Linked DNA regions of Mus musculus: region 1 is linked to region 2. The links are chromatin loops, found by intact Hi-C in ENCODE. Cell type or tissue: heart. All regions are shown on one strand. Links, peaks and the distances in the headings refer to the core of each region. The heading gives the core; the rest is flanking DNA.

Region 1 (5,375 bases), core at 215-5,214, 62 kb after region 2:
TTGTGACTAGTTGGAAATGTAATACTTGTGGAAATGTACAGAAACAGAACTTGGTAGACTGTAGAGCAGCATACCCAAAAACTCTGGGTCAGGGTTGACCCAAGAAAATGAAGTTGTGGCTTTGAATGTCCCACTTGGAGGCTGAAGAGATCCATCTCCATGGTCCCCTTTCTTCTGTCCTATGCTGTGAGCTCACTGTGTGTTCTAACTGCGTGTTAGCTCACTGTGTGTGTGTGTGTGTGTGTGCTTGCACATACTGTGTGTGAGTTCACTGTGTGTGCTCACTATGTTTATGCTCACTGTGTGTGCTTGCTGTGTGTGAGCTCACTGTGTGTGTGCATTGTGTGTGAGTTCACTGTGTGTGCTGTGTTTATGTTCATTGTGTGTGTGTTCACTGTGTGTGCATGTGCTCACCGTGGATGCCATGGGTACAGTGTGCATTCAGGAGAATAATTTATAGACACCACTGAGCAGGAAGGGAGAAAGATGGCCCTGGTGGGTGCCAGTATGTTGGTGTTGAGTTTGGGGTATAGAACCATATTTTGAAGAGCCATTTGTGAGGTTTATTACCTGTCGAAGAGAGGGTAAGGAAAAGACCTGAAGGCTGCCTGGGCTTATAGAAGCCACTCAGCGGGGCTACGGGAGCCCGTGTGATGCCAGAAATGCTGTGCAGCTTTGCCGCTTGTTTCTTTTTTTAACTGAGGCCAGAGTTACCCAGGCTTTGGGCACGGGCTTCAAACCACCTTGGTACAGAAGAGGTCAGCTGGGCACTGGAAGACAGTTTGCATGGAGGATGCTTTCCCAGCCACTGTGATCCTCAGTGTCACGAGAAAGGTGGACCTGGCTGCCAGGTGGTTTCTTGGTTGGCAAGTGCTTAAAAAGAGCGAGAAGGGATGAGAGTCCTGAGAGACACAGAAAGCTTGACAGTCGTTCTGTCTGCACAGCAGCACCGTTCCAAGCTGGAGGATGTGAGTGTGGCCATCTCTGTTTCTACCTTCCCTTCTCTGAGCTTTCATGGGCTCCATGTTGCTGCTTCCCTGGGTTGGATGCTCCTCTAATTGGATCCAGGGCCTGATGCTCCTGCCTTGGCTCGGGTGACCCTTGGCTCGGGGCAGCTCTGCAAACTGCCAGGCTCCAGTTGTTGGTACTCATACACCTGAGAGTTCCCTCCCCCTGGTTGGTAACTTAAGTATTTTTCTGTGTCAGTACAAAAATCAACCTTGGAAAAAATGTTAGATATAACATTACAGCAATAAAAAAAAAAGTAAGTTAACCAGTTTTACTGTAGCACTACTGAGACAGCTGTATGCCATATGGCCTCTCTGTAAATAAAAATGGAGCATTTAGAAATAAATTAGAAAACGTAGGTTTTGGTTGTGTGATCATGTCAGTTTATAAAGTCATGTTGAGATTCAGTTCAGAGTTAGAAGGTAACTGCTAGGCGACATGAATGTCAGTCAGCTCAGCCGTGCCAACCACTCTGTAATGTGTGTGCGATTCACACTGACCCGCAGCTGTGCACAGCTTTTGCTTGTCAGTTCTACTCAACGAAAAACTACCACTGGGTCAAACTACTTTAAAGAAAGGAAGTAATCCATTTTCTATAAAGTAAAATCATTAATTTATATCATTCCCTGTTTTCCCCTGAAGTTTTTGTTGCTGTTTGTTTCTTGGAGACAGGGTGCCATGAAGCCCAGGCTGTCCCCAAAGTGTCTGTGTAGCTGAGGATGCCCTGAACCATGACTGTCCTTTCTCTGTGTCTAGGTGCTGGGATTACAAGCGAGCTTCACCATCGGCTTTTATTAGCTTTTGAAAATGTCTATCTCACAGATAATACTGCATGTTTTACTTTAATGTATTTATTCATGGTCTCTAAGTAAAATTTTGCTCATCCAAAACGCCACAGCAAATTATAAAAAATACATAAATTATGTTTTAAATAAAAATTTAACATATTGATAGAAAGAAGCAATTTAAAATGTTACATTTCAAAGTCATTAGCATCTAAGTGTATTTATGTGATTAAGATTTGTCGCAGAACAAAGACCTTTTGGAAAACAGTCCCTGTGATAAACTCGGCTGTACTTGTCTCCTGGCCTCACACCTCCAACCCCAGATAACTTCCACACTTCTGCTTCTTTCTGATGCTTGGATTTCTTTAGAGTTGGATCCACTGCACCCTCCAAGCATGTCAGGACCAACAGTGAAAGCTGCTGTGGCGTCTGTGTGCTTACTGCCACCTAGCGCTGCCCTTAGAGACATGGCTCGTGACACGGCTTTGTGCAATAGATTTATCGGGGATGGACAGTAGACCTGAGCATGAGGGGAGAGCACACTGAATGTGACCGTTTTATGGGTTAAAGTTTGATATTGGAAATACCATGAACATCAGCCCACAGATCATGTTCCACAGTCCCCTGAGAAGCCACCTCATGCCTGAGACATCCTTTTGTCTCTGATGTTGTTTCCAGCCGAGGGCCACGCCTGTAAGTGCAGAGTCACAGTACCAGTGGAAACAGCAGTGGGCCACACAGTCCAAACTCCTGTGTGGAATGATGTCCCGTTATCTTGTGTATCAGTTATATCAGTCCGATATGCCAAATGCTAACCATTTAACCTCTAAATGCTAATCCTCGGAATGCTAACACTCTAAAGGCAAAAGTGAGCCAACAGTTTGTTGGGAGATTGACTGCATTTTAGGTTCTAGTGACTAGTGAATCCGTTGTCTCTGTTCATGCTTAATTACTAGTTTGAAAAATACCCCTTTAAAGCAGTTTCTTGTGGGTATGGGAGAAGTAAGTTATAGGATGCACTCGCCCCCTACTGGTTAGAAATGGAACTGCGGGTCATCTATGTAGTATGCTAAGAGAGGAGGACGGGTTTTTCCTAGTTTCAGTCATAATATAGTCAGCTCTCGGAAGACAGCTGTTCAGGATTTACTCACTTTAACTCTTTGTTGAATGTGTTGCCCCCTCTCTAGAGCAGGGTGGGCCACGATGTAGATTGCTGTGTCCTGTGGTTACTGTGGAGTCTGTCACTGAGCCACCACTTAGAGCACCCACCCTGTCCTCAGCGGGATCGAGGTGTGTCAGCCTGCCCTGCAGAGACAAGGGTTTGGAGTGAGCAGGGTTTGCTGCCACCTGTAACGGTGAGATCCGAGGGGGACTGCTTGTGTGAGAGAGTGAGCACAGAGTCCTTGTGACGGGAGACGGGTGTGATCTGACTGGTGTGACAGTGCCAGCCCTGTCACCATCAGTTCTTCACCAGGTCATCACAGCAGAGATGTCTGAGTCAGAGTGTAGCTGAGTGACCACCTAAGGCTCCCTTCTCTGAGCTCTGTGAATTTCTCCTTTCAGCATTAGTGCGAGTGCCCGTGCTGGCCATGGCGTGTCTCCCCAGCCCACGTCTTGATGGTTGACTGTGTCACAGTTTGCTCTCATATTAGTTTCCTGCTCCCCTTTCTTTTTCTTCCCTGCTGGGTTTGCTTCCACACCTCAGTCCAACCTTCCCTGCCCCGACTCACCCCTCCTTGTTGTTGGTTCTGACTCTGTCCAGGCCCTCAGCATTGGCTGGAGCCAGGGTCCCGCTGTTTCTCATCTGTGCTCTGCAGAGTGTCAGTTACGTGTCAGTCTTGTGTCAAACATTACATCACTAAGTGTGCTGTAGCTGTTCTCTGCTACTTCATGGGTTCTTTCGTCCACCCTTCTCTGCCCATTTTCCATTCCATCAACCCTAAACACTAGAGAAGAGAGAAAAAAAGAATAGGGAGGGAAGGAAAGAGGTACTTGAATAGTCAGGGGTCTGAAAGGGGAACTGTGTTATCATTAGACTACTTTTTGCTGATGAGGGGCATCGAGTTCCTTGTCGAAAGTTAGAACTTCGCAGTAAGAATATCTAATTATTTCCCTCCTTCTCTTCCCCTCTCCTTTTTTCTTCTTTCTTCTTTGTGGAAGGCTACTTAAACTGCAACCACCCCCAAACAAACAATCAGCAACCCACCCCGGCTCTCTGGACCCTAGCATTTATATACTCTCTGAAAAATTCCCAGAATTCCAAGCATTGCACCCCATGGGATGCAGCTGGCAGAATCACGCCTCTGCTAGAGCCTGAGGCAAATCATAATCAGCTGCTATGAAGAAACCCCATATCCCCAGACCTAGGATTAAAACAAAAACATATTCTTACAATGTTTCTGTTGTTTTTAAAGAACCCCAATTTCCAGATTTCTGACTATAGTATGCAGTTTAGCAGTTCTCACCTGGGCGCTTACAACCAGTCCCCACTAGGCTTGCTGTGTTCCAGCTGCCTCTTTTTGCCCCACAGTAATGCACAATAACTTTACTGACTGGATTTAGTGACACACACTCCTGGGTGTGTCTGTGAGTGTGTCTCCAGACATGGGATCGGGAGGGCCCTGCTGTAAACAGTAGGTTTGCAATGCAATGGCATTACTGGGCAGTGGTGAAAGGTTGGAGATGAGGCCAATTTAGTGCAGATAGGTTCCTGGAGTCACGTGATAGGTTGTTCTGGTTTCTTCCTGTGTGACCTTTCTCTCTGCTTCCTGTTCACCAAGAAGTAGAGAGTAGCTTCTACCTCATGTTCCTGCCGCCAGGCTGTTCTGCCCAAGCAAACGGAGTGAGGCAGCCATGAACTAAACCCTCTAAACCATGAGCCAAAGCAAAGCCCTGCTCCCTTAACCCCTTCACCTCAGGCGTGTTAACAGCCCCACGGAAGTGATGGCGCACCCACACTGTCTGCTCATGGTGCTGTTCTCCCGGGATGATATTCTAACCACGTCTGTCCTCTGTGATGGGAAAGGCTCTCAGTGGTTCCCCTTTGCCTTCCACCTGCCCTGGTTCCTGCTCTACCATAGGACACCTGGTGCCCTTTGTGCAGCTAGCAGGACGCTCACACAACTGTCTAATCTCCATTGTTTCCTCTCCAAGATGGAGCTCCCCAGGCCTGCTCAAGGACCAAAGCTCCCCAGGGGCTGACAGGCGTGTGCCAAGTCACTTCATGAATGGTTTCTAGTGATGAAACAGTTCTTACTAAGAATTTGTACAAGGGCAAATAAATCACAGGGTTTTTTTCCTCCCTCCGTGTTCTTTGTGATAGTTATCTGAGAAAGAATTTCAGAGTGGTAATTGGTAAGCTTGCTGACTGTACTTTTTGGAAGAATATTAAGAAAACCTCTAGGCAAAAATCTTAAAATTCTATTATTTGTAAGAATACCCTGTAAATTTAGAACATGTTTAGTGGAGCTGGAGAGATGGCTCAGAGGTTAAGATCACATCACTATTGCAGAGGATCCAAGTGCAGCTCCCAGCACCCGCACTGGACAGCCCTGGGACACCTCTGCTTGTTTTGATAAATTG
Region 2 (5,375 bases), core at 130-5,129:
CTCTAATGTGCTGTTTCTAAACTTGCATGAAACAGGCACGAATAGAGGCATCCCGTCACTATTATCACCTGGGAAGGGGCAGACAACTTCCTGCAATGGCTCCAGCTTGTTCCACATCCTGCACCCGCACCCCAGTCAGCAGCCACTTCTCCCTCCAGCTCCAGGCACACAAATTTTTGTAGACTGGCATAGATCCCAAGTGCCAAAAAGTCTCAGGAAGGTTCACTTCCTACTTTTTTCTCACCCGTAGTAAAACGTAAATTCACGACCACCCAATAAAGGGGGTGAGTTTTTCACCAGCAGCATTCTCCCCACCAGAACTTTTTCAAAATGTTTTTCAATTGTCACATTACAGTGGCAATTGCAATGGTTTGTATATGTTCGACTCAGGGTGTGGCACTATTTGGAGGTGTGGCTTTGTTGGAGTGGGTGTGGCCTGTTGGAGAAGGTGTGTCACTATAGGCATAGGCTTTAAGACCCTCATCCTAGCCAGTCAGTGTTGGCACATGCCTTTAATCCCAGCACTTTGAAGGCAGAGGCAGGCAGATTTCTGAGTTTGAGGCCAGCCTGGTCTACAGAGTGAGTTCCAGGACAGCCAGGGCTAAACAAAGAAACCCTGTCTTGAAAAACAAAACAAAACCAAAAATCAAACAAAAAACCCTCATCTTAGCTGCCTAGAAGCCGGTATTCTTCTAGAAGCCTTCAGATAAAGATGTAGAACTCTCAGCTCCTCCTGCAGCATGCCTGCCTGGATGTTGCCATGGTCCTGTCTTGATGATAATAGACTGAACCTCTGAATCTGTAAGCCAGCCTCAATTAAAAATTGTCTTTTATAAGACTTACCTTGGTCATGGTGTCTGTTCACAGCAATAAAACCCTAACTAAGACGGGGTAGGGTGGGGGGTATGTGGTTATGTTCTAGTTTTCTTTCTGTTACTGCAAAAAAATAGCATGACCAAAAGGAACTTTCAGATGACTTTATTTTGATGAATATTATCAAGGGAAACCAAGGCAGGAACTGAAAGTCTAGAGTCTGGAGGCAATCTGCTCAATGTTTAGTTCTTCTGGTTTACTTAGATGGCTTTCTTATATAACCCAAGCCCACCTGCCCAGGGATGGTGCCATCCACAGTGGTCTTAGCTCTCCTATCTCAATCACCAATTAAGAAAATTCTCCACAGGCGTGCCCACAGGGCCAATTGATAGAAACAAATCTTCGTTTGAGGTTCCTTCTCAGGTCTGCCACGTTACAGGCAAGATTAGCTAACCTATCAAAGTGCCACAGTAAATGCTGGAGGTCAAAGGACAGCCTCGGGGGTTGGCATTTCTTCATGTTGCCAAAGCTTTCTCCAGTGGCTCACCTTTAGGAATGTTTATAGGTCTCTGTCAGTTCTCTCTCCTGGTCACAAGGCTTGCTTAGGCCAATGACAGAGCCATGAGCTCAACCAGCTCTGCCACCAATAACAACATAAATGTCCTCTGTGGGAACGGGGCTGCTGTTGCAAATGGCTCCTGTTCAAGAAAGCCCAGACACATCACATTGTATGTTATGGAAAGCTGAGTTACCTGTGTCTTCATCTCACACAGATCCTCAGCTTCTTTGAGAAGCGTGGCCTTGGGATCTACAGAACCACAACCCCTGTGAACTCTGGAAGGGTGTAAATGGAGCCTGCTGAGTCAGCTGTGTCTAGCTGCATTGCCTTTTGGCCTTGGTTTAAAATGTCAGTCTCTGACTCTCCCTTCAAAAAAATGGAGCTCTGGAATGTGGGCTGGACTTAGTATTTTTTCTAACAAAGGGGAAAAGGCAGAGTTGATGTATGTGACTTGAGGATTAGCTGATTCGAAGATGCTCTCTCCTCTCTCTCCTCTCCCTATGCAGACAGACGGGGGGGGGGGGGGGGGGGGCTATGTCATGGGTACCCGGTGGCCACTTCATGGAGCGGCCTGTGGGAAATCGAAACCTTCTGCCAAGTCACGTGTGCCAGCTCTGTGGAATCAGACGCCGCCTGCCTTCTGCCACCGCAGGCTCCCGTGACCATCCGAGTGGGAAAGCCTCAGCCTGAAGCACCAGGTGGAGCCGTCCTCAGTCCTGGTTCTCAAAAACTCTGTACGGCAACTGAATGTGTGCTTTTTAGTTACTGCTTTATCTACGAGGACTTTGTTAAAAGCCTCAGGAACTGTTGTGAAGACACTGCGCTCATCCTTCCACGTGGGGGCGCTGTCGTACAGCAGCACAGCCTATGAATCCCTCCTCTTATGGCAAAGACGAAACACTTCCATCCGGACCCCTCAAGCTGGGACTCAGCTCCACACATCATCAAGTTGTCACTGGACACTTGAGTTAAGTACTTTTACCTTCTTAAATATACAATTCAATTTTCATGAATAGTGAGATTTGTCACAATATCCCATTCATATCCCGTTGAGCAGATTGAGTACCTCGCATGACATGTTAATTGCTTCGATTTTTGACAGCTAAAAAATCACACAGTGGCATATGCTTTCAAAGGAGTACTTGCGATTCAAAAATATCCAATTTATATTCTTTTTTATTAGCATTGTATAAAAATATCACGAGCAAGCCTTCCCCTTAACTTTCTCAATTGTGATCAACAAAGGTTAACGTTAGGGGGGAAAAATGAGGTTTCCATACATAGCAGTTTCCTGCTGGTGAAGAAGGAGTGACTCTCAATTCATCCCCTCTGTTGTGGTGAGAACTGGAAGGTTATGAATGAATTCCTTGTGCTCCTGTTAGCCAAGGACTACTTAAATATTTCATTTTGGAAAAAAAAAAAGTTCTCACCAAGAATAACTGAAGCTTGAGTTCCAGAAGGTACTCCATCAATAACTGTAAAAATATAATGTAATCAGAACAAATGGCAGCTCCCAGGTCAACCATCCAATAGTGCTGATTTTATTTTTTTTATTCTGTAATTTTTATTGACACAAAGGATAAAAATCAGTAGGTACAGGGGGACAGCTGAGCTGGTTTGTTTCCATCTCTTATCTCTGACACAGAGAGCTTCTCGCTGGAAGAAACCACTCCGCCCAGTGCGCAGTGAGAATAGAATGCTGGACCTCTCACCTACCAGGCAACCCTGGTTGGTTCTCTGGCTGCTCCCTGGGCGGGGCCCCTCTCAACACAGACAGAAACCAGTTGGTTTCTGGTTGGGAGGCTCCCAGTAGCTGGGGGGAGGGAGAGTGGGCAGAAAACTCAGGACAGGAACACCCAACTGTTCTGAGTGCTTTGGGCTTTGGTTCAGGTCTCAGTGAGACAAGGAAGGGGTCCCAGTGAGGTTGCCCAAATGCTGTGTAGCTTGCCACACAGGCCTCCAGCTTCCTGCTCTCTTGCAGTAGGAGCATAGAAGATCAGGTTGCTGTACACAGCCCTGAGGAGTACCATCAACTTCGCACCCGTTTTGAGGTGTTCCTTTCCTCGCCCCCATCCACAGGCTCCTCCCTGGGGCCCTGCACACCGTGTCCTTCCTCTTTCTGGAATGTATATGTGTGCCCCAGTCCCTAGACAGGACCCAATTGGTGATGTGATGCCTCTCGCTGAGTGGTCATCAGCAGGGAATGAAGGAAAGCTGAAAGGGTCTGATTGAAACAAATATACTGCAAGCGGGGAAAAAAGGTGACAGATTTACGTTTTCATGTCTTTTAATTAAAAAAAAAAATCTGAGGCAGTTTATCAGTCACTTGTCCTGTTGCTGAGATAAAATTCTTCCCACAAAACCAACTTAAACTGCTATCTGTCCAACGCCAGCATCAGCCTGTCACCCAGTCACACTGCCTTGCTACTGAACATTGTTCTATGGTTAAATTATACATATACATGTACATAATTTTAAAGCAACTTAAGAGACTTTGGCTCACAATTGAGGGTGGGATGTGACAGTGGCGGGAATGCGAGGCCCTGGTCACAAGGCGCCCACACTTGGGAACAGCGATAGATGAACACTGATGCTCAGCCCAATTCCTCCTCTTTATTCACCCATGGGACTTGGTCTCCCAGTTAGGCTGGGTCTTTCTGCTTCAATTAATCTAATCTAGACAACCCCTCGCAGGCACACCCAGGGTCTGTCTCCTGTTTGCCATTTCTCGAGCCCTTTCTATTTTTAATAAAATCTTAACTCTGCTTCTCACTGACTAGCCCTGAAATCCTTTTGTGTTTCAAAAACCGCAGACCTCATTTTGCAGCACAGTTCCTAACAGAACCAGGGAAGTCTTCAGGCCGCTGAAGATGATAGCAAGTCCTTGTAGCATCCAACGGGGTGACTATCAGAAGCCACCAAATCTCCTTGTGTCCAACACAATCACAAAGCCCGTGAGGATGGCCACCAGCAAAGTGGGTGAGGGTTCTTTGTCTCTGACCCGGTTGCCTTTTGGCATCTTCTATGATGCTGAGACAGACTGATTTGTTAGCTCACACATGGATAAAATTCAAAACTATGTGCATCTCTTGGCCCTACTGATAACAGGCTCTGCTAGTTAAGTTACCCACTGGGACTGAAACCCAGCACTGACCAGGCAGGTTTCTCCTCAGGTAAGCACTCCAATGGCTCTGTCCCAAAAATATGTTAGGCACACAGAAGTACAAAAAAGACCTGTTAGCCATTTAGCCTGTCCCTTGCTAAGATGAGAAATTGAAAAGGCAACTAGAGCCAAATTGTGTCTCTGGTCAGTCCACAGATGTCAAACAGTCCTTACTCCACATGACAGAATTGCAGTCAAAACGCAGAGGTACTAAAGTAGCACATTTAGCCAGGAATTCAAAATACCTACATGATACATCCCCATCCTAACAAAGAGAGGTTTGTGGTCCACACTACAGGGAGAATGCAAAAAAATTTACATTATTCCTTTCCACACAGATGGAGCAAATCTTTAAAATATGAAAATAAGCTTCTGTTTTTCATTCCTCAGTGTCGACATGCAAAACATCAGAACCCTTAATGAAAATTTAAAGGTCAGTCCCTCTTCCATTTATTTCTATTTGATCTGTTGAGACACTTTAAACCCTGTGTAAAATCTTTGACTATAATTGATTTGGTTTAAAGGTTATTGTCAGATGTTACATTTCAAATGCAAATTTGTATAATCAGAACAGGACTTCTCCACCCACATTTGCTGTTTATAGAGACTTTTTATCCATCTCTCTCTAAGATCTTTTTTTTTTACATTGTGTGTTTGTTATCTGTGTCTTCCTGTGTGTGCGTGTTCATGTGTGTGCAGATGCATGTGTGTGTATATGTGCAGATGGAGGCCAGAGAACAACCTGTTGTTGCTCAAATGATAGTCACTGTTTCACTGTAGGGTGTTTTGTTGTTGTTGATGTTGTTGTCATTGTTGTTTTGGTTTGTTTAAAGGATGGCG

The links. Peaks named below come from ENCODE experiments on the same cell type or tissue, not always from the same donor. Only the 100,000 strongest peaks of a DNase experiment are listed, where the experiment ranks them.
Region 1: a loop joins it to region 2, with 6 times the contacts of the local background. A loop is called at or near these places in 28 of 42 quality-filtered maps.

Annotation. Positions count from the first base shown.
Region 1 is chr9:122,245,281-122,250,655 of GRCm38, reverse strand. The region is part of intron 11 of Ano10 (anoctamin 10); the gene reads left to right. Among named protein-coding and RNA genes, the nearest start is that of Mir8106, 26 kb to the left of the region's middle. In heart, for the core only: CTCF peaks have their summits at 2,228 and 2,833 (motif pointing left); a DNase peak (open chromatin) is centred at 2,835.
Region 2 is chr9:122,307,550-122,312,924 of GRCm38, reverse strand. It overlaps Gm26797 (predicted gene, 26797), which reads left to right and starts at 1,997. Exons shown (of 5, transcript NR_168548.1): 1 at 1,997-2,339; 2 at 4,186-4,351; 3 at 4,926-4,968. In heart, for the core only: a CTCF peak has its summit at 2,211 (motif pointing right); DNase peaks (open chromatin) are centred at 2,074 and 3,124; H3K4me3 peaks cover 865 bases; H3K27ac peaks cover 907 bases.